3 separate regions of the Mus musculus genome follow, and all the other regions are linked to region 1. The links are chromatin loops, found by intact Hi-C in ENCODE. Cell type or tissue: left cerebral cortex. All regions are shown on one strand.

Region 1 (8,000 bases):
ATTGCCCAAGGTTACCTTAATTTTCTCAGTGTTAAATCCTTTGGTAGGTACGGTATTTACAAATTCGTTGAACTGCAGCCTGTATAAAACTGTTGTCTTTCCAGCACAGTCCAAACCCAGAATAACAATGTGAAAGGACTGAAAGGACGGCAGGCTGGACAGGATGGAAGTCTGGTCTGACAGTCCATTCCCCATTTCCAGCTGCAAATGGTGTCTCAAACTGAACGCGTTCTTCTTATCTGCTTACAATTTCTCTTCCTGGGTGATCGGGCTACGCGATTGCTGGGGAGGAAATGAGTAAGTTATTACTGTGAGCACATTAAAAATGGGGTTTCTCTACTTTCGCCAAAAATAAGCACATGAGGGACTTAATAAAACTTGCTGTGAGTAAACACACCAGATGAGGTAGTAGATGTATTCAATCCAAAACAAACGATGCCTAACTGTCACCCAAAGGCTTTCTTCGATCCACTCTAACTGCAGTAACGTGTACTTTTCTCTATTCTCTACGATCCCCGAACCTCAAAAGCTCATTCTGAAGACAACCCAGGCGCCACTATCTGGTGCCGGTCACCGTATCCACCACTAAAGTGCCTTTTCTTAGCAGAAAACTCAAAAAAAGCAGCCCTATCTGGGAGATCTAACCAGGCACGTCTCACCCGGCACCCAGGCTCACTTTCCTGGCTCCGTCCCCGCTACCAAAGCTCTCACCTCCCGGGCTGGAGTCGGGATTCCAATGGAGGGACATTGGCTGATGTGTCTCTCTCTCTCTCCCCGCGAGGAACACGCCACAGCTCCTCTCAACCGAGACCTCCGCGCCGCTCTGGCGGACGCCCCACAGGGAAGCCCAGACTCGGCCTCTGGCCACGCCCACCCTCACGGCCCACCCAGGCCCCGCGATCCCATTGGTCAGCGCGTCAGGGCCGCCCTGCCACTCCCGCCCCGGCGCCCTAATTGGCAAGGGTGCCTGCCACTCCCAGGGCGGCAGCGCCAGGGCTCGCTCTCGGCCCTCCGGCACCACCTGTTGCCCTGAGTGGGAAACGAGCAGGCATCGCAAAGGACGCCGAGCCCCTGCTGCAGGTCCGGTCGCTCGGCCGCCTCGCGCACCTGCAGCATGGGCCACGGTGACGCGGCCCTACGCGGCGGGAGCGGCCCACCGCGCCTCAGCTCGCCGTGCGCCCAGGCTCGCTGGGCCGCGCCAGCCCCTCTACACACCGAACGCCTCCGGCAATACTGCCTCCGCCCCGCCGCAGGCCTCTTCTCCAACATGACCCCGCGCCACTCACCTGGCTGACGGTCCTCCGTCGTCCCGCCTCCGCGGCTGTCAGCCGCCGGGGAGTCTGTCCCCGGGCAGCGGCGAGGCCTGACGGCGGCCGGGCCGACGCCGCGCGCCAGCCGGGCTAACGGTGCTCGCCAGCCTCGCTCCGGGCCGCGGCTCCGCCCCTCGCGCCGCGCCTGCCCGCGGGGGTCGCGCGCGCGCGTGCTGGCCGCGTCTCCTAGCAACGCCCAAACAAGGTCACGTTCCAACCCTTTCGGCGCCCGCCGCCGGCGCAGACGGGCGGGGCTTCGGCCGCGGGTTCTCGGTCTTTCTGCCGCCCCAGGCTGGGTGCGGGAGGGCGTCGCCGGTACCGCCCCTCTTCCTGTCACCCTAGGGCGGCCTCTGGGCGACCGCGGTGTTGATTCAGGGTCCTTGATGTTGGAGGACACTGGCCGGGTGGGTCCCTTACGTCACGTCACAAGGCAGCCTGGGGGAGTCTGCGCTGCCGCCCTCCCTAGCATGTGCTGGCTAGGATGGTAGCCTACCTTTTGTAAGCCAAGCGCTACCTCCTAAGTGAGTCTACGCCCCACAAGTTGGAACAGGAACCAATGCCCCTATTAAGGAGGAAGAAACGCACTTTGGAAACGCTAAATATTTCCAGTAGCCCAAGAAGAACGGGTGATGAAGCTGCAGCTGGTAACTTATGACTAGTGGTAAAGCACATTGGGCTCCATAGTGTAATTGTGTACCACTATGTTTGGCCTTAGGAGGCAAACTGTCGTTTTTGTGAATATTCCAGTCTTTGTAAAAACAGAATGAACCAAATTGGTCATGAACCAATTATAAAACGTGACCAGCAATCTTTTAAAGATGTTTAGAAAAACAAACAAAGGGCATTTTAAAGCTTGGTAGAACCTACAAGAAATTTTTATCTGGAAGGCTATAATAATAGTGCAATTTAAAAGTGTATTTTAAACTAGATTCTGGCCAAGCACTTGAGAGGCAGAGGCAGGCAGATCTGGATGCTTCAGGGCCAGCCTGGTCTACATAGAGAGTTGCAGGCCAGCCAAGGCTACGTAGTAAACCGTGACTCAATAGATACATAGATAGATAGATAGATAGATAGATAGATAGATAGATAGATAGATAGATTGTAACTTTCCTAAGAAATTTCCTGATCTTAAAATTACCATAGCCAGTAGTATTTATTTTATGAATAGTAGAAAGGATTGGGCTTCTTTCTGTTGTTTTTGTTTCTTTGTGGTTTAGTTTTTCTGTTGTTTTGTTGTTTTGGTTTTCGGGGCTTGTTTGTTTGGGTTTGGGGTTTTTTGTTTTGTTTTGGTTTGGTTTTTGGTTTTGTTTGTTTGATTTTTGGTTTTGGTTTTCAAGATAGGGTTTCTCTATGTAGCCCTGGACCAGGCTGGAATCAAACTCAGAAATTTGCCTGCCTCTGCCTCCCAAGTGCTGGGATTAAAGGCATGCACCACCCTCACCACTGCTCACCTTATTTCCATTGTTTTTAATAGCTGATATAAAAATCTAAGGAATAATAAGCACAGTGCCTAGCTTTAAGACAGCATCATTAATTTAGGAAGAAAAATCTCAAATGGCATATTCTATAAAGTTATTGAATGTAATCTGAACTAAAGATTGTAACTAAGTATGGGCTCTCATTAGCCAGTTACAGTTATTAACATAAAAAGGGAGAAAAGCTTTTGTTCAAGAACTGCTCTCCTTGGGAATTTTAACAGAGATTCTTTATTAAGCTTGAATTGCTTGCAAATCTCCTTAAATAATTTAAGGTAAAACTGCACCATTTATAGTATTTTTGAGATCAAGATCCTACAGGTATTTCATGCTCGGTTCCATTTTTGCAGTCATAGACACAAAGCAGGTGAGATCTGACAACAGTGAGACTCCATCCAGCCTTGCAGAAAACATCTTGCTGAGCTGCACTTCAGTGTGTTACTCTGAGCTTTTGACTAGAACGGCCACTAGCAGCCTGCAGCCTGTGAGTTCAATTTGAGAGATAAGTATTTTTCACGTGTCTTTAAGAACTCCAACGGAAAGAAAGACTATTTAATATAGACAGACCATCTGTGCCCCTAAAAAGCTTCAATTATTTGGCATCTACTGCTATACAGAAAAGTGTTTTGTATGCTTTATCTATAAGCAATAATATCCATATAAAAACAGCAGCAAATGATTAAAAAGCCACAAAATTTCTGAATCCCACTCTTCATTTTGCTGCACGGAGCCCATGTAGGTGTTTTACTTAGGTGCTCTTTGTTCCAGAAGGAGTTACCTTTGTGCTGCAGTTGAAGACCTGCACTGCTGCATCCTGAGGTGTCCTGGAGAACATCTGGAGGGTCTGTGGGAGATTTTATTTTTTGAGGGCAGCACTGCCATCTGTTGTAATGTGTTTGAAACTACAGCTGTTAAGTTTGCATCTACCTAAATATGGGCAAGTTTGAAACTCTCCTGAGACACTGACAAGGTTAGGCAGACACTAGGGCCTGACAACTTTCACTTTTTAGTTTCAGTTCTCCAGACTCAGCTCAAGACCTCTCCTGTCAGAACCATCAAAAGAGGAAGCAGGGATTGATGATCATATTTAAGAAGGTGTTCTGATTAACTAATGACAAGCCATCTTGAGCAACTATTTTTAAAATGTATAAGTTTTCCTTTCCAATAACTATGCTGGTGAACTGACACTGTTTCCATTTTTAACCACATCTCCAATATCAGAACAGTTCTGATGTTTGTTCTCCCTCTAAGACAGAAAGCGTGAGGGTCCATTGCTGTTGTTCTCAAAATTTCTCAATGTACCCCAAGATTTCCCCTCTCGTTCTGACAGAGCTAAGGAGAAGGTCAGTGTGCCTGCTGGATACTGGTAGGTTAAAAAGATCATAATGCAAGAAGACTCTCACCCTTCAGTTTCTCTGAATCTTGTTCTATATTTTCTCTCCAGGAAACCTGCTCCAAATTCTGGTGCAGATCTCAGTAAAAAGGTTTTTATTAACAGGCTGAAGTGTTTCAATTCACTGGAATTGGCACACTACACATTGGAGCCAAACTACCATGGTTCAAGTCATGCTCTGTCAATGTTGACTAGTCTCTGATCTCTATTATATTAAGAAAGGTGAGGGCTGGAGAGATGGCTCAGCAGTTAAGAACACTAACTGCTCTTTCAAAGGCCCTGAGTTCAATTCCCAGCAACCACATGGTGGCTCACAACCACCCATAATGAGATCTGACATCCTCTTCTGGTGGGTCTGAATTCAACTACAGTGTACTTATGTATAATAAATACATCTTTGGATCAGAGTGAGCAGGGACTGAGAAAGCAGAGTTGACTGGAGCAAGCTGGGCCAATCAGAGTGAGCAGAGGTCCTAAAAATTTCATTCCCAACAACCATATGAAGGCTCACAACCATCTGTACAGCTACATTGTACTCACATACATAAAATAAAAAAATAAATATTGAAGAAGAAAGAAAAGAAAGACAGACAGAAAGAGAAAAGGAAAGAAAGGTGACCTTTCTCAATGTAGTCCTAATTTTTTTTTTGCCCTACACAGTTTTGCAGAGAAATATGAGTCACAGTATTAATGTGTATTTAATTTCTTATTTTACTTTATTGTAGCACAATAATATATAGAAAAATACAGATATGCAATTATATGTAAGTGAATATGCTCTGGACTTGCTTGTGCTGTGTACTCAATGCTTAGTCTTCAGTGTGTTGGTGTGGAGACGATGAAAACCATAAGAGATTTACCTAATGAAGGTAATTAGATCATGATGGTACTGCCCTCAGACAGGACCATGTTGGCATCAAATAGCTAATCACTAGAGTGGGCTATTAGAAAGAAGGATGAGCTTGGTTTGTCCTCTATCTCTTACTTTCTCTTTCTCCATGTTTCCCCTTTTCTGAAGACCTCTGCCCTGAAGCCCTCCACCACAGCTGACGACATCTGCACCATACTCTTGAACTTCCAAGGCTATGAAGTACTTGAAACTCTTGTGTTTATAAATTACCTATTTTAAGCTGGGTGGTGGTAGTAGCACATGCCACTTTAATCTCAGCACTCAGGTAGCAGAGGCAGGTGGATCTATGAGTTTGAGGCCAGCCTGGTCTACAGGGTGAGTTCCAGAGCAGCTACACAAGACAGCTACACGCACACACTAAGGCTTGTGCTTGACTCAGTGCAGTAGGTCTATAAATGGCTCTTCAAGACACAGATAAGAGGATTTCCATCTGACTAAGCTAAGCATTCTCCATTGGAGTCAAGAGAAAGGAGGTTGACCCCTCCTGAGAGTGAGCTGCTGGGTCTTTCTGCCCTTCCTGTGTAAATATTGCACAGATATGCCAAAATGCTTTGAAAGAATGCCAGTGTGTCAGCTTGGGAATGCATTACCTTGTTTGAGAAGAGCCTTCTTCGCCTCTCTTGGTATTCACTCTAATACCTTTCACTTTAGATTATTACTTGTGTTTGACAGTTTAATGTTTTGTGTGTGTGTTTAAACAGAGACCACTCTGCAAGGATCAAAACCACCCCAGGATTCTTTAAAGAGTGGGCTGATAAATCTGAAACCACCCCTTAATGAGTCCTAATGCTTTTACATTTTAAAATTTGCCTTTTTCACAAATAGACAAAAAGATTCTTCTGCTATATGAATCTAATTAGGAGAAACTAATATTTCGTTATTTGTGTGGTCCTTTATTTATTGTGAATTATTTATATCCCTGTGCACATTATTTAATATGTCCCCGTGCACATAATTTAAATCATACTTTTATTTTAAGAATTTTGAAAATTGGATGTCAAAGAACTTAATAAATGCCTCATAGTATCTTAAAAACCAGACATAATCATGTCTAGGTGAGATGAAAAGGGTCTACTTATTGGCATAAAATCTTGATCCTGATCTGATCTCTTCTCTTCCCTTGTTGGGAAAGGGAAAAGCATAGATTCTCTTCACAGAACACTGCAGAAGCATGACGGCTAATTCATGTGACAAGCAGACAGGTGAGTTCACTGAGTGCCCTGACTGTAGTGACAAGAAAGCTGAATTGGGTATATGTTTTTGACCCACCTTTGTTTGACATTTTCCCAGTTTGGACAAGCTAAGCTGCCTTGCTTCAAGCTTTTTAAACCTTATAGAACCTAGAACAGTAGAGACCCTGTAATCTGACTTAGAAAGATTAGTCACAAGAAAGAATTATAGTGATTCTTCTCCTTCCCTCATTGTGACCAGTTATTCTAACTCAATCTTGGACTGGTCTAGTAATAATTCCAGTATTAGAGATTCCTAGAGAAGACAGCTAAAATCTTAATTACCTAGCAAAGTTAATTTGGAGCACAGCCTCCACTCCCATAGAAGCTGCAGCCACCTCCCCCACACCGGGAGCTCTAAGTCTAAGCTTGATCATTGCTAAATTGCTATTGAATGGAGTACCTGGACTTCCAAAGTACCAAAGAAGCTTTCATACTGTTACTTTTCACGGTCTTGACTTTGTCTTTCAAGCAGGTCGGTCAATGCCCTTCAACCTGACTGCAGCAGGTGTACAGCCTCACCTCCAACAGCGCAGGTGGCAGTTATTAATCTTCATCAAGAAGCATTCTAGTACATAGTGTGGCTTTGGTCTGAGTTGGGAATAAGGTGTGCTAATGAGGGCTGGACAGTCAATGACGGGCACTCAGATCTCGGAACCATACCAGTCTAAGACAGAGGTACATGCTGTGGCTGTTGATAACACACCACAGAGCCAAGTTTTGTGTCTAATATAACACAAACTAGCTGCACGTAGCCTCCAAGATGGAATTGCATGGTTTGGGAAGATCTAAGATTTCCTAAGACAGGCGCGGCCGCCAGCCACCATAACTCCCAGGCAGGACTATAGAGCATAAATAAATTTTATGCCTTAGTCCAGCTTTTTAAAAAAATATTAATAACAGGGAGGAAAATGTAACCTCCTCCAGCCTAGGCAGGCTGGTTCAGACCTTATACCCCTGAGGTGGGGCCACCTTCAGTGCAGCTCCTCAGACTCAGCTAGTTTCCTTTGATGCCTACCACCTGCCATGAGGCCAAACTGTTTTTCCTAGATTTTCTTGAGTTAACTGCAACCTGTGAATTTGGCAACTTACTGCTAAAAGGCTGTCCTGACAACTTGGCATCATGACAGCCAGAAACTTGGCATGGCAGGGAATGGGTTTCCCCCTTTATAAGCGCAGACTTTTATTAAACATTTGAGCCTTTGCCACGCATGCTCCAGTGAAGTCTGCTTGACAGGCTGAGAAGCCTGGGAGCACTTATGAGGCATAGATTTCAAAAGGAACTCACCTCTTGGAGTTTTGACGTTCTCATTAACCCATATACTCACACCCTATCCCCGAGTTAGTCTAGTATATGAATCCACGTGCTCTCTTTTAGTATTATTTTATTATAAGTGTCTTTTAAGGTTGAATTCTGACATAGCTAAGCCTCCCACCAGTGTTCCAATGTTCCAGAAGCCGATGAGCTTGGAATCCGCTAGGAATGCAGTAATGAAGTTACCTATTCAGTAACTAATTAAGCATTACAAAGGACGGAGCCAGCAGCTCAGGCCTGGTCTGCTGAGTGTTTACTAAGGACAGTAGCCAGTCTCATCCAAACAAGAGAATACCATGAAAGAGCTAGGGAATCCTACTGAGATAGAAATCTTCAGTACAGGCTACATTGCATATTAGAAGTAAGTT
Region 2 (8,000 bases), 320 kb before region 1:
TTTTTAAAATCACCACTTAAACACTACAGTAACAGTTTCCATAACTATGATCCAAGGGCAAATGCAATACTGGTGAACAAAACTTAATGGGCAGAAAACTAGTTTGTCTCCTGTGAATTGTTTGTAATTGCTGTCAGTTGTAAGGTATCGCCTTCTTCCAGGAAAAGTGTGAGATGAATTAAAGTGAGATGAATTTGGTGACTCATTTTTTATGGTTTTTTTTTTCCTTTTATTGGATATTTTTTTTATTTACATTTTAAATGTTATCCCCTTTCCTGGTCTCCCCTCCTAAAACCCCCTATCCCATCCTCCCTCTCCGTGCCTCTATGAGGGTACTCCTCCACCCATTCACCCACTCCTGCCTTCCAGCCCTGGCATTCCCTTACACTGGGGCATCGAACCCCCTCAGGCCCAAGGGCCACTCCTCCCACTGATGTCCAACAAGGCTACCCTCTGCCACGTATGCAACCTGAGCCATGGGTCCCTCCATGTGTACACTTTGCTTCATAGTCCAGTCCCCACAAGCTCCAGGGCGTCTGACCAGTTGACTCTGGTGCTCACTCCTTCAGTCCCTTCTCCAACTCCTCCATCAGGGACCCTGTGCTCAGTCCAGTGGTTGGCTGTGAGCATTCACCTCTGTATTTGACAGGCTCTGGCAGAGCCTTTTAAGAGACAGCCATATTAGGCTCCCATCAGCAACCACTTCAGCATCCGCAATAGTGTCCAGGTTTGATGACTGTATATGGGATGGATATATAGGATGGCCTTTCCTTCAGTCTCTGCTTCATACTTTGTCTCAATATTTCCTCCTGTGAGTATTCTGTTACCCCTTCTAAGAAGCACTGAAGCATCCACACTCTGGACTTCCTTTCTCTTGAGCCTCTGATGGTCTGTGAATTGTATCTTGGGTATTCCGAACTTCTACACTAATATCCACTTATCAATGAGTGCATACCGTGTGTGTTCTTTCATAACTGGATTATCCCATGCAGGATAATATTTTCAAATTCCATCCATTTGCCTCCGAATTTCATGAAGTCATTGTTTATAATAGCTGAGTAGTACTCCATTGTGTAAATGTACCACATTTTCTGTATCCATTCCTCTGTTGGGGGGCATGTGGGTTGTTTCCAGCTTCTGGCTTTTATAAATAAGGCTGCTATGAACATAGTGGAGCATGTGTCCTTATTACAAGTAGGAGCATCTTCTGGGTATATGTCCAGGAATGGTATAGCTGGGTCCTCAGGTAGTACTATGTCTAATTTTCTATGGAACTGCCAAACTGATTTCTAGTGTGGTTGTACCAGCTTGCTATCCCATCAGCAATGAAGGAGTGTTCCTCTTTCTCCACATCCTCACCAGCATCTGCTGTCACCTGAGTTTTTGATCTTAGCCATTCTGACTGGTATGAGATGGAATCTCAGGGACTTTTCGCTTACATTTCCCTGATGACTAAGGATGTTGAACATTTCTTTAGGTGTTTCTTGGCCATTTGAGTTTCCTCAGCTGAGAATTCTCTGTTTCACTCTGTTCCCCATTTTTAATAGAGTTATTTGGTTCTCTGGTGTCTAACTTCTTGAGTTCTTTATATATATATATATATATATATATATATATATATATATATATATATATATATATATATATATATATATATATCTTGGATATTAGCCCTCTATCAGATGTAGGATTGGTAAAGATCTTTTTCCAATCTGTTGGTTGCTTTTCTGTCTTATTGACAGTATCCTTTGCCTTACAGAAGCTTTGCAATTTTATGAGGTGGTGACTCCTTCTTAACAGACCAAGCCTGGAAAGGGAGAAGATGGAAAGCCTGTATCAGTGAAACCTGTACGATGCTGACTACCACCAAAACTGACATAGTAAACACCAGCATTGAGAAGCCCTTTAACATTATATTCTCCACTGGTGTCAGAAAGGTTCTCTGCCTCTCTGGTATACTCCCAAGATTCCACATCATCACCAACTCACGAGAAAACCAAAATTAAGGGATAGTTCATGAAACTAAGCAAACTTTACCAAAGCACCAAGAACTTTTATAACTGAAGTGCTATCACATTTGTAAATTAAGGACACAGGACAACAAATTGCAATGTTTAAGATCCTGGACTCAGTCCTGGACAAAGGAAAATTCAAATAAAGCCCAAAGATTATGCAAAGTCTAATTTCTTAATTTTGCCAGTGTATAAAATGTTGGCTTCAAAAGAAGGAAAGTAAGGAAGACACAGAAACTCTGTGTTAGCTTGGCAACACCTCCATAAACCTAAAACTGTTTCAGAATCCAATGTTTCCCAGAGTAAAAGAATGAACCAGCAAATCTACTCATGTTTAGAAACACTACCCCCCAACACTCCAAATTGAGATAGAAAATACCCATTATGTTGCCTTCAAGTTTCTACGGTTTGACCAAACCAGTGTGTGTTATCATGAGGTTAGGACAAGGTGATTGCTAGAAGTTGCAGTAACAGCAGGAGTCTGTGGTCAAGCCTTGCCTCCCTGATACCCTGCCTCCAACTCCATTGTCTTTCTGGTTTTACTTAAGCTGGTCTGGCTGGGAAAACAAACAGCATCCTTAGCAGAAGACAGAGCCTGATGGGACAGGAAGTAAAACCAAATTCTTATCAATCTTTTAACTAATAATAACAAGTAACAACCCCATTAGTGAAATGGTTGATCTGCTGTCCATGGGGTGACAGTCTCAACTTGAGTAAACAATATATGATTCAGAATTTATCAGTGAGACTCTATGCATGAGAGAGCCATAGGGGGGGAAAATAGGTAGGTACATAATCCAGAGCCACTGGAAAACTACAAGTACTTTCACAGATAACCTAGATATTGCAAAATGTAATAGTTGAGATAGAATTTAAAAGTACTTGATGTTTGACTGTGTTCTTCTGTGTGTCCAGTTACATTATTCATCTGTCACTAAGCTGTGTGGACAATGGGGTGACAGCTAGAAAGTTAGACATCATTTAGTAAAATGACATCAGTATCTGAATCCACGACCAGGCCAATTTCATTGGTCAAATAACAGCAGGTTACAATCAATATAGAAAAATACATAATAAATCAAAATTCAAAGTCTTTACTATGTATCACATGAAAGTGTTTAGATTTCAGCAAAACCAGTGAATGTTGAAAAAACTCTTGTTTGAGAAGTAAACGAGGTGAAATCAGATAACAGAGATTGATTTTGACCTAGCTCATGTCCTAATTTGCTCTCTAATGCTGTGAAAAGACAACTTGATGAGGGAAAAATTTATTCAGCTTACATGTCTAAACCATAGCACATCATGAAGGGAAGTAGAAGCAAGAATTCAAGGCAAGAACTGTAGCAGAGGCCATGGAGAAATGGTGCATTCCGGCTTGCTTTTAGTGTTCCTTCAACAGATTTTGTCATACAAGCCAGGAACACCTATCCAGAGGGGACACCACTCCCACTCCCAGTTAACTGGGACCACTTAGACCATTCACTACTTAGAAAATGCCTCCACAGAGTTGTCTTTAGGTCCATCGAATAGACGCATTTTTATCAATTGAATTCCTTGTTTAGAGATGACTCTAGGTTGTATCAAATTGTCAAAAGCAGACCATTGAAGGTCACACTTGAATTTTGAATTTAATAAAAACTACCAAAAATAGTGGTTATTGTGAATATTTTAAGATTAAGGAAAAACATGTTAAAATAATTAAGGAGTGTTTATTATTAGACGTATGGTAATTCAAGAAATAGAAAATTTGAACACCAAATGATTCACAGGCTGCTCATAGGTCCAGCCATTATGAGATGGCAAAAAACCAAACCAAAACAAAACCTTCCTTGTATGACTCAGTTCTTTGAAAGCAAGTGTTCTGCACTTGGATCATATTGAGCCTAATTTTAACTTTCCCAAGAGAAAGTGCCAGGAAACATAACATCAGAGCTAACATGGTGACACCCACAAACGGTGACAGCAACCACAACAACCCCAGCAAACATACAAAAATCCCATAATGCAAAATCCCAACCAGCAAGAAAAGGGATGCACAGTAACAACAAAGAAGAGAGTTCAGTGCCTACTCAGTGGTGGAGCCTTGCTGGCACGTGCAAGGTCCTTGTCACAAAGTCTCGTATGACTACTTTTGGAAGGTTCTATCAAAATCAGTGCAGAGAATGAAAGTGAAGATTTCTGGTCAAGGAGGATAGAAAGTGATGGAGTAAGAGACATGATGAGTGACTCTCCTTCCTTTTTTCACCATGTAGTATGTAGATAAACTTTGCAGTGTGGTCCAGTGTTCTGCCTCTCTGCTAGCAGTATCTAGAAGCTGCTGATACCAGCTCAGGGAGGGCTGGACAAAGTCCTGGAGGGTGAGTCCAAAGTCTAAGTTTCCATTCAGGACTCAGACACTGCTGCACACCAGGCTGTAAAGGTAAAGTGGAGTCCAGAGCCTGCAGGATTCTGTCTAGTTGGAAGACTACCAAATGCCAGAGGGGTGAGAGAAGAGAGAAGGCCTTCATAAAGAAGTGTCTCAGCTCGGATATGGGAAGGCCTTTCCCATGATGATCTTTGATGAAGCAGCTCTCTGAGATGATGATCTTAGCTTGTTCATATTTCTTTATTGAGTTGCACGTAGATGCATATGCTTTATTTGGGGGTGAACCAGGGGTTATAAAATTGTGGGAAAGGATGTAGAAATATCCAGGAAGGAAGGTCATTAGCTGAAGGCTATTGAGAAGCTCCGTTAGCATGAAGAGCCACATTCCAGGTTCTGTGCTACAACAGAGTGCCTGTGGTCACTTCAGCTGAGGGTCTTGGGTAAGCATTCCAGAGCAGGCAATAGAGGCAGGAAGGGAACAGCTCCACTTCTCCTGTCTCATATATCTGAGATTTCCGTGGTTTAAGGATGATTCACTTTACCAGTTCTAATGCCCTTCTGATGGCACCGTCCTTGTGCCCTACATCCCAGTGCTTTGATCACAATGAAGTGGGTTGAATAAGTTAGATTTCTTTTCATTATTTAAAAGATATAAAACTCTTTTTATGGTATGAAAATACCAGAAAGATAAATTGAAATGTTTTGTGTCGTTTTTATATTGTTTTGGTTTATTTCTTTGCTTTCTATATTGAAGTCAAAGTATTTAAGATAACCTTTTCATGATTCAATTGGTTTTTCTCTCTACTTTGTCTAACAAGATTATATAATGTAATGTCATCTCTTGCTATAAAGTCAATGTAAACTAATGGCAAATCATTATATTAAGATAGAAATGTCATTTTACCTTAACTATATCTATATTAATAATTTCATACTTGATCTCCTCTCTGAAATGATTTTCTTTGTGGCAGTTTTCTATGTCTGAATGGCTTCATGGTCAGTTCCTTAATGTTTCAGCTTCATTGCATCTGAACCAAGTCATAGTAGGTAAAAAATCCCTTTTCATCTCACATCTCAAAATTCTTCATGATTGAAAGGAATATTGACTACATTTGCCACATGTAGGGGGGTAGTTCTGATAGTTTGATTGGGAATCTGAGTGTCAACACTGAAAGTCCTGTTCCATTGATCAATAAAAATACTAGCAGCCAATGAGCTGGGTGGAATAGGCGAGACTTCCAGTTTTCACGCAGGTAGGCTAGCAGACCCAGGGGAAGAGAAGAGTATTCACCATGCTTATGGGGGAGAAGGAACCATCAACCATGTGAAATCTTGGGTGGAATGGCTCTCTCTCTCTCTCTCTCTCTCTCTCTCTCTCTCTCTCTCTCTCACACACACACACACACACACTGACTTTTCTCTTTCCTTTTACTTCTGATGTTGCCATGTTCTTGATAACTTTTCACTTGAGTCTCAACATGACCTGTGGTTGCTTTAATGACTTCCTTCCTCTCTAAAGTAAAAAGACATTGCTGGCCAGCATTCCATGTCCATAGCTCATGTCCATCCTTAAATGCTGAGTCTGTGGGTAAGTAGCAGCCTATGAGTAATACAGCTGAAAATGTGACAGGTTACAAAGAAATAAAAGTCATATTAGAGTAATAATTTGTCAAAGAAAAACCAAGCCACTGACTCCCAATATATGGGCAACTGATGTCAGTTAGTACCCTCTATCAACAACTTCCTAAAGTTGATGATTATTTTTCTTTATTAAATTTAAGTGTCAAACATGTGATGGAATGTTATAATTTTACTGATATCTAAACTGATTTATTTTATGTTTTGAGACAGGGTCTTTCCATGCAGCCTTATCATTCACTAGTTAGACCACATCAGACTTACACTCAAGGACATTTCCTCTATCTCTGCAAACCAAGTGTTGATTGCAAGTATATATACCTGAATTTTTAAAAATTAGGATAAAATATAGATAACAGAAAATTGAACCATTTTAGCTACCTTCAAGTGGTCAAGCTCACAACTTTAGGGCATTCACAATGTGGTACAAATACCAGTTTCCAGAACTCACTCTCATTCTAAACAGAAACTCTGAACTTATAAACAGTTATTCCTTATAACAGTTACTCTAGCTGCTAGAATGCTATTTTATTTTATTTTATTCTATTTTATTTTATTTTATTTTATTTGTGTGTGTGTGTGTGTGTGTGTGTGTGTGTGTGTGTTTGTGTGTGTGTGTGTGTGTGTGTGTGTGTGTGTGTGTGTGTGTGTGTGTGTGTATTCTTTTATTCTGGAAGACTCATGTGAATGGAATTACACATTTATCTTCTTAATCTTCTTATGTCTTCTTTTATTGTTCCTTTGCATGAAGTTTTCAAGAGCCATATGTGAGATCACATATTACAATTTCATCCCTTTATTGGACAAAATAATATTTTGATATATTCATCTACATAGCACATTTATTCACTGGCAGATGTACATTTGAGTTGTTTTCATCTTTCAGCTATTGTGACTATTACTACTCTGAATATTAGTGTACAATTAATGATTAACTTGAAAACCATTGCAAGTGCTTTCATGTATACAACTAGAAATAAAATTGCTGAATCACATAATTTTACGTTTAATCTTTTGAGGAAAATAATTTCTCATAGCAGCGAAACCACTTTAAATTCCCACCAGCAACACTCAAGGGTTGTAATTTTTCCAAAACTTGTTGTCCTATATTTTTCAAGATACCTACCTTAATTGATGCAAAACAGTTTACCATTTTGCGTTTTATCTGCATTCACTGGAAGAAATGGCATTGAGCATCTCTCCGTGTGCTTGCTTGTTGACATTTCTATCTCATCTTTGAAACATACATTAAGATAATTTTCTATTTTCTCCAGATCATCCAAACTATAGGTGGCAGAAATTGTATAGAGAGTCTATGAGGTCAATGCCTTGCTCTGTCTGAAGTTCAGTGGACAGGAGGCACGTGACTGAAAAGCAGGGAACATTCTTAGTGTAATGAGCCATTTAAACTCAGGCTTTCCCTTGCCACAGGCAAAGCTTTCCAGACAGAGACAGAAATACACATGATCAAGCATTATAATTAAATACACTTTTTAAACCCAAGTTCTTTGTATCTTGTCAAGACAAATACAGGTTGATATATTATATATGAAAATGATTGATAGATCATGTTCTAAATCATCTGTTGGGAACTGACATCAACCTTTTATATGGAAAAATGTATTTTTAAGTAAAGAAAATGGGCTTGACACTAGCTGTTGAGTTACCAGTTTAGAAGGGCACTGACTCTACTGAAGAACAAAGCACTTTGCTTCATCGTGTAGAGGCTGGCTCCTGCTTTAGAGACCACAAGGAAGGTTCATTTACAATCACCTAAGCAGACAGCAGAGACACTCCCAACTCCTCCACTGCAGGTGGCAAAAGGACTTCATTTAAGCCATCTGGAAGCTAATAACTTTACAGCATGCTCTGATGTCCTCTACCCAATTCACACGAAAAAAAAAAGTTACTATTATTGGACCCACAATGAAGAAGGTCACTGGAAGGGTAATTACAGATGTAGTCACAGAAGACAAAGTGGTACA
Region 3 (8,000 bases), 370 kb before region 1:
AAAAGGGATAACATTTGAAATGTAAATAAAGAAAATATCCAATAAAAAAGAAAGAAATGAAGCATATAATTGAGGTGGTAAGTCCTAGGGCCGTCAGTGGTAAGCTTCTGCAAAGTATAATTCCAGAGGCTGCTGCTCACTTTTGTCATAGCCCCTTTGAGGCCGTCTTTTTAAATTTATTCTTTAATCTCTTTTTACAGTCCAGACTTTATCCCCCTCCAGGTCCACCCTCACTGTCCCACATCCCACTCCTCCTCCCCACACCTCCTCCTGTCTCCACAAGGATATCCCCCTCAACCACACCACCAGACCTCCCCACTCCCTGGGGCCCCAGGTCTCTCAAGGGTTAGGTGCATCTTCTCTGACTGAGTCTAGACACAGCAGTTCTCTGCTGTATATGTTCCAGGGGCCACATATCAGCTGGTGTATGCTCACTGGTTGGTTGCTCAGCATCTGAGCGATCTCAGGGGTTCAGGTTAGTTGAGACTGGTGGTCTTCCTACAGTGTCACCCTCCTCCTCAGCTTCTTCCAGCTTTTCCCTAATCCAACCACAGGGATCACCAGCTTCAGTCCATTGGTTGGGTGCAAATATCTGCATCTGACTCTTTCAGCTGCTGGTTGGCTCTTTCAGAGGGCAGTCGTGATAGCCCCTGTTTGTAAACACACAATAGCATCAGTAATAGTGTCAAGCCTTGGGGCCTCCCCCTTGAGCTGGATTCTAATTTGGACTCTGTTCTTGGACCTCCTTTTCCTCAGGCCCTTCTCCATTTTTGTCCCTGTAGTTCTTTCAGACAGGAACAATTATGGGCCAAATTTTTTGACAGTGGGTGGCAACCCCATCCCTCTACTTGATGCCCTGTCTTTCTACTGGAGGTGAGCTCTACAAATTCCCTCTCCACTATAGGGCATTTCACCTAAGGTTCCTTGGAGGCCCTCTTATGAGGAACTCATCACCTGTCTGTCCATCAGGAAGCAGTTACTGAGAATTTTCTTTCATGTTTTTTTTTCTACTTTTTGTTGTTTATTCATATATTTATGCAAATTTTAAGCATGAAGTAGGATCACAAAGATGAAGGTCAGATGTACTTTGTGAAATACAAATGAACAGATAACTGACATTTAGACTTCATCTCAGCATGGAGTGGATCACCATTATTACTTCAGAGGTTTATCTTGGAGACTAGCTTTAGTTCCTTATTTCCTAAGATAGACTTTTCAGAAAGTAGAAAAAAAAAAAAAAAGGAAAAATTATCATGATCTATGTCTAGGCCAAATTACAATATATACACATAGTAAAGTTTTAGAGAAAGGCCCCTTTACTTTTAAAGAAGAATTGAATATCTTTATAGAAATTGTAAATAATTTCAGACTCAGCATTGCCCTCCTGGGTAAGTTGCAGCAGCCAGCATTGCAGTTTTGTGTAGACCAAAAGAGAGCAATTACTAATCCAATTACTAACTACTAGCACTTACTAATCCAAGGAGTAAACAGAGGTCATCATCCAACTAGACTTTTCAGTACACTCCAATACATTAGAACTCATCTCCATGAGAAATTCTCTTTGCAGAGGATGCCTGAACTTCAAATAAGTATGCAGAAACCAAACTGGAAAAAAAATTCTAAAAAGAGTAGTAATTAATAAGACATATTTATTGCAATGTTTTCCTTTGATGCTCTGTAGTTCCCTGCTACTTCTGTTGATTTTTTTTGTGCAACAGCCTGGGCAATGAGACCAGTCACTGGCCCCCCTGAATCAACTTTATGTCCACTTTCACTGACCCACTCTGTCTCTCCTACCTCTGCTCCTCCCTCTCCCTTAACCTTCTCAGAAAAATCTCTCAGTTCTACTCTGTAACCAAACCATCTGCTTATAGCCCTCTGATTATTTTTTAAGTCTCTTCAGGAATACCAGACAGCAAGTCCCTGATCCATCACATTCAGTCAAGTTAAGACTCTCCCTTGCTACAACCCCTCTTCAATGGACCCAGAGCCACCCTCACTGACAAAAAAAATAAAAATAAAAAATAAAAAAATAAAAATAAACAAAACCTCTTCAACAGAAAATAGCTATAATTATTCTGCCCTGAATTTTTTTATTCCTCTGAGTTTCCTGCAGAAATACTACATGTCCCAGGTTCTCTTGCAGTCTATGGAAGTCATTTTCACCCCTATAAGGGGTCACATCCCATATTCTGTAGGCATTTAAGCCATCTGCAAAACAAAGATGCTCCTTCATTGAGAATAAATACAATGTCATCTAAGGTTAGCTCAAGCCTCTCTTTCTCCCTTTTGTCTTTCTACAGATGCTTTAGGTAATCTAACAGTCTCTACAGTTTGTAAGAGTCCCAATATTGTCCCAAAATCCAAAGTATCTTCTGAGACTAAAGTCAATGTTTTAACTGTGACCCTTCTAAAATTAAAAAATAAATGGCATACTTCCAACATATTCCAGAATATACATTCTCATTCCAAAAGGAGGAATCAGAATATAGTAAGAAAAGACTGTACCAAAGCAAGACCAAAGACCAAAAGCACAAATACAAAACCTTGGAATACCATGTCCAGTATCTGAGCTCTAGTTTCAAAGGGCTTACATGCTCTGCCCTTCCAGACTTGTTCCTGTAGCATGCATACGTACATACATACATACATACATACATACATACATTTCTCAGGCTGATTCAACTGTCTGTATGCATCTTTCCTGGGCAGACATCTCATGGCTCTGGAATCTCCAACATCTTGAAAGCTCCACATCAATTCATGCTTCATGGTCTTACGTAATGGCCTCTCAGGGTTTTCTTGATCCTCTCTCATATTTACCTATCAAGTAATTCTATGGGAAAAAATGATCTTAAGAAAAAGTAATAAACCTAAAGGAGTAATTTACCAGACAGATATTGGGAAATACCCCTGGGTTAGTCATGGCATCATTGTTGAGGAAGGAGCCTAGATGCCTGGAGCCAGTAGTTATGTTTCTTGGGGATTTCATTCTGACATCTTTAGAAAGGAAAGCTTAGTTCTATATGTATGCTTTCCCTCTAAGACTATAAAATATTAATTTCAACGTATAAAATTGTATCCTACAGAGAAACTGTGTTTATATAGACAATATATCGCACCTAAAACCCCCTTATGGATACTGAACAGTATTCTAGTGGAATACTGTTTGCATATCTGATATGACTCTGTGATGATAGATTTGAGTCACCTCGTTGCAAGAATTATGTGTTTCCCGTGACAAGTATTCTTTCTCTGGAATAGAATTTAGAGAATATCAACACTGCCACAAACTTGGACATTTGTTCCTCCTATTTCCCAACAACTGTCTTCCTTGCTGTGGAAACTACAACATACAGCAAAGATTAAATGCCTCCCTTTCCTTTCTTCTGGGTCTTAAAAGAATTAGCTGGCTTCCATTTAGTGTTGAACTTTAAGAGACACAGACTTAATTGCTTGTCCTTCATACTGGGAAGCGTTTCAAAACTGGCCTTCTCTTTTAAATGACTTCAAGTTCATAATTTTTACATCTCCACCTTCTGTTGAAAATAAATGCACTATAGAGAATAAATTCACTACTTTAGGAAGCATTATATCTCGCCAAAATTTAGAAAACTAAAATCCTAGTAAGCCAAGTTTTCTTTATTCTGTCTCAATGATGATTATTCTTTATATTTGTCTTTTCAAAGTCCCACATAACTGTTGGACAATTCAGTCTTTTAGGAAAAACTGTACTAAAGACAAATGAACTCCATATTCTATTAGTTTGTATAAATATTTGAGTATATGTTTTTTCCTAGGAATGACAAGTCAGATTTCACATCAATGATTTTTCCAGTTTTGTTTTCCTCCACAAGAATGCTAAGTCTCTGGCCTGGCCTGGGATGTACCGAAGAATGCCAGTAGAGGGTAGCATTGGGGCTGTAGAGCTGTAAACCAGACTAGCTGATACACCCCGGCGGCCATACTCTCATCACCTAGAATCACACTTCCTAGATACTTTTATCAGAGTAACATTCATTACCTAAGATAGCTGATTACCAGAGTACGAAGGTATCTCTTACATTGTACCCATTCTAATATCTAAAGTATTTGGCAACTCAGCTTTATTAACTAAAATGAGATGTTAAAATAAAGGTGTAAGGAAGAGGACAAAGTATATTACTCTGATAGGATTGAAGAATCCAGAGATAATAGACGTAGATTATACTCATATGGTCAAGGAACTCCAAATGCATTGTTCTACCAGAATAGTGGAAAACTAAATACATGACATTTGTGCAACATGTGTAGCATGTGAAAGTAATATGTAGATTAAAAATACAACAGGAAATCATTCTCTTTCCTTACTAATATTAGACTCCTATTCAGTTTTCCACAATTGGCTGTAAAAACTATCAGAGAGAATCCTTAAAATTTCTGCTGAGAGGTGAGATGGTAAATAAGAATTTATGATCTTCTAATCCTTCCCCAACCCCAGATAATTCAGCCATCTCTTATCCCTCTGAGCCAACTGTGTCAGCCGAACAGTTGGCCTTTGCCACTTACCATGTGTAACCATGGATTCTCAGGGAACTAATATCTTTCACCATGAACAGAGGACTGTAAAATTTGCTTCCCATCTATAACAATAAAATTAGGTTGTGATTATAGAAATAGATGCAAAGAATGGCACTTAATACAAATCTTATAACTTCCAACCTCATTCCAACACCATTGTAAGACTTTAATACTTAAAATACTGTGGCCGGGTCAAGGGTCACATTCTCAGGTAGAAATTTGCAAACAGGGGATTGGACTCTGCACATCAATGATTTCTATTGCTACTTTTTTGTTATTAGATATTTTCTTTATTTACATTTCAAATGTTGTCCCCTTTCCTGGGTTCCCCTCTGAAAACCCTCTATCCCTTCCCTCCTTCCCCTGCTCACCAACCCACCCACTCCCACTTCCTGGCCCTGGCATTCCCCTACACTGGGGCATGGAGCCTTCACAGGACAAAGGCCTCTCCTCCCATTGATGACTGACTAGGCTATCCTCTGCTACATAGATGGCTGGAGCCATGGATCACTTCATGTGTACTTTTCAGTTGGTGATTTAGTCGCTGGGAGCTTTGGGGTTACTGGTAAGTTCATATTGTTGTTCCTCCTATAGGGCTGCTACGTTTACACAATGGCAGAATCTTCAGCGAGTAAAATGTATGACAATAGATGTGTTTCAAGTGTAAACGCATGGTTGATATGTGCCCACTTCTCCGCAGCCTGTGCTATGTACCACATACATGCTGTTCTCATGCTCCTGTTTCTCTATTAAATGGGCAACAGGGGGTGGGGGCCTGGGAGGAGATAAAGCAGAACTTTCCATCTTCTGAAATACCCTTAATTCCAGCTTATTGATGGCATCTAGGTACTTGATGTATAGGCAATGTGCTGTGATTGTTAAAGAATTAAGGATTCATATTGGCAAGCATTTGTCACAGGAATATAACCAGAGCTAAATGGAAATTTTGAATGTGTCTTGAAGTTTCTGTAAGTTTTATGTATCAGAACATTATGATGAAACCTTAATTTTCACAAAAGAAGCAAATCATCTGCAAGGAGGAATTCTTTGAGATTTAAAAATTCAATGACTTATATTTTTGCACTTTTTCTGCTGATAGCTTAAGTCTCCACAGCTGCTTCTCACATCTTCAGCATATATCTCCCATGCTCCTACAGTGGTGGCTGTGACTAAGAGAAGGGGATTAATGCCTGTAATCTCAAGCAACTGAATTCCGCAAATGCTTTAGCTCTCTGGATCCTTCTTGTATCCGTGGATGTGTTGCATAGATGTACGTTTTCTCCATTCCAATGTTTGTCTTCTTTCATTACATCTGCTCCCCAATGAAGTTTATTTCAAATAAATTCTTAGAAGTACAAAATCCCAAACAGTGTAGTCTGTGTTCTGATCTCTGACGCTATTTATATACACAGCACTGGTCCATTAAAAATAATTATATTCTCTTTGTTATAATGTATCTTGTTAGGTTGCTATTCTTGACTCTCTAAGAAGTCTTATTTTGTTGAAGATATGCGGTTACTTTATATGGCGAGAGTGTTTTAAGCCTCTCTGTATTCTCACCCTTCCCAGAAGAGCCCTTAAGATGTGATTGTTATGTAAATTGACTCTTGCTTAGAATGTGCACTGGATAAAGGCACAGACCCTTCCTTACTACAGTGGCACAGAGAGATGCTAAACATGGTGACAGAAAATTCACCATCAGCCTCTTGCTCTGAATAAAGTGGATAGGAAGTGCTGTTGGACTAAAGGGGGGTTGATTTTGTGAGGGTGAAATAATCAGTGATGTCAGGATGATTATTTTTCTTTATGAACAATGGTTAATACTAGAATTTAGGTTCACTAAGATGGAGACATGAAGTCTATGGCAGGAATGACACTGGAGTTGCTTTTGAACCTGTTAATTTTGAGATGCTTATTAGACCCTTTTTAGAAAGGTCAAGCAGGGTACAAAGGACTGGAGACTGGTGAAAGGTCAGAACATGGCATATATAAAAAGGATTCAAAAGCCAATGGAGGGGTCAGAGAGATGGCTCAAGGGTAAAAGCACATGCTGCCAAGTCTGGTAACCTGAGCAGGACCTACCTGGTAGAAGGAGAGTGCCAACTCTGGTAGGTTGTCTTTTGACCTGCACTTGAGCACTGTGGTAATTATACCCACATATATATGCTCACATGAACATGAACATATACAAACCAATAAATATAAAACTTAAGAATGTAAGCCAATAGGGGAAGAAATTGACAGCTAGGGTGATTTTTCAGAAATAAATACACAACAATAGTTTCGATCGCATTCGTTTAGAAGAGTCATTGAGATTGCGGTAATTATTTTTCTCATTTAGGTAGAAACACAATATACTTTATTTATTCCATGTACAGGAATGCAAAAAGCAAACTACATACTTCAAGATAAAGACTGGAAGCAGAACACTTCAAAACTTTCTGTACCCGACTTTCACTGAGCTGTTCAGCCATGTACCTCCCAAGCCCTCAGTAACCACCAATTCTCTCTATTTCACTCTCTCACCAACTTATTTTTCTCTTCACTACCTAACAACACCTTACTAAATTTTACTAAGTTTTTATGTTCACATTCTCTTCTTCACATTAGAATGGCGCTTCATCAAATAACATTTGAATTTGTTGTTTATAAAGTATTCAGTGGGGGAGAACAGTTCCTGGTACCTGATATTTCTCAGAAAATAGTCTTCTATCCTGAATGAATGAATGAACGAATTCAAATGATAAACACTTTTTATGCAATATGTTTTAATCACCCTTATGGAGATAAGAGTTCGTATTTTTGTGTAGAAAAATGTTATAGTAGAGGAAAAATAACTCAAATGTTTCTTATTAAGAACAAACTATATTACAAGTCAGCTCTGCCCCTACTTATATCAGAAAGTAATCTCTGAGATGAGTCATTTTTATGAGGAATAAGATAAAAACATAAAAGAGAAATAAATGAGTGACTAGAGAAAGGCTTTCTGGAAACGACTAAGATAAATGAGCATAAAATTTATGTTACATATAAAATAATAGTTAATTCTTAAATTCAATGTCCTTAGGAAAAAATCCAAAGACAAGCAAAAATCAATATACAAAAATGTGCAGTTAGATGTCTAGCACAGGAAGAGAACATCCAAGCTCATTTACAATGGTATCCTGAGTCCAAACCAGACACCACACACAAAGCAAAGGTTAGGGTGGTACTTCTTGTAACTATAAATGTAAAAATAGTAGAGACGAGGAGTCTCATTCCTTAGTTTATAAACATGTAGTTATGTGGTAATGGGAGTAGAGGTCATGGACTTAGACCTGAAAAGCGAAAGGGGGGTTTAATGAGAGAGTTTCATAAGGATAATAGAGAACAGGAGATCTGAAAGTGGAATACTGGGGGCAGAAGGGGATAAGCAGAGAGCAGGGAAGGAAGGACCAGAG

The links. Peaks named below come from ENCODE experiments on the same cell type or tissue, not always from the same donor. Only the 100,000 strongest peaks of a DNase experiment are listed, where the experiment ranks them.
Region 2: a loop joins it to region 1, with 2.4 times the contacts of the local background. A loop is called at or near these places in 5 of 42 quality-filtered maps.
Region 3: a loop joins it to region 1, with 10 times the contacts of the local background. A loop is called at or near these places in 41 of 42 quality-filtered maps.

Annotation. Positions count from the first base shown.
Region 1 is chr12:40,036,552-40,044,551 of GRCm38, forward strand. Arl4a (ADP-ribosylation factor-like 4A) reads right to left here and starts at 1,436. Exons shown (of 2, transcript NM_001039515.1): 1 at 1,287-1,436; 2 at 1-282. The coding sequence starts at 195. It overlaps Arl4aos (ADP-ribosylation factor-like 4A, opposite strand), which reads left to right and starts at 1,526. Exons shown (of 3, transcript NR_166749.1): 1 at 1,526-1,954; 2 at 3,136-3,269; 3 at 3,554-4,747. In left cerebral cortex, CTCF peaks have their summits at 1,012 and 3,663; DNase peaks (open chromatin) are centred at 295, 924, 1,572, 3,198 and 1 more place; H3K4me3 peaks cover 2,162 bases; H3K27ac peaks cover 2,071 bases.
Region 2 is chr12:39,720,497-39,728,496 of GRCm38, forward strand. No RefSeq gene overlaps it. Among named protein-coding and RNA genes, the nearest start is that of Gm24434, 100 kb to the left of the region's middle. In left cerebral cortex, no CTCF peak of the experiment used is centred here; a DNase peak (open chromatin) is centred at 3,917.
Region 3 is chr12:39,661,725-39,669,724 of GRCm38, forward strand. No RefSeq gene overlaps it. Among named protein-coding and RNA genes, the nearest start is that of Gm24434, 44 kb to the left of the region's middle. In left cerebral cortex, a CTCF peak has its summit at 3,902 (motif pointing right); a DNase peak (open chromatin) is centred at 3,909.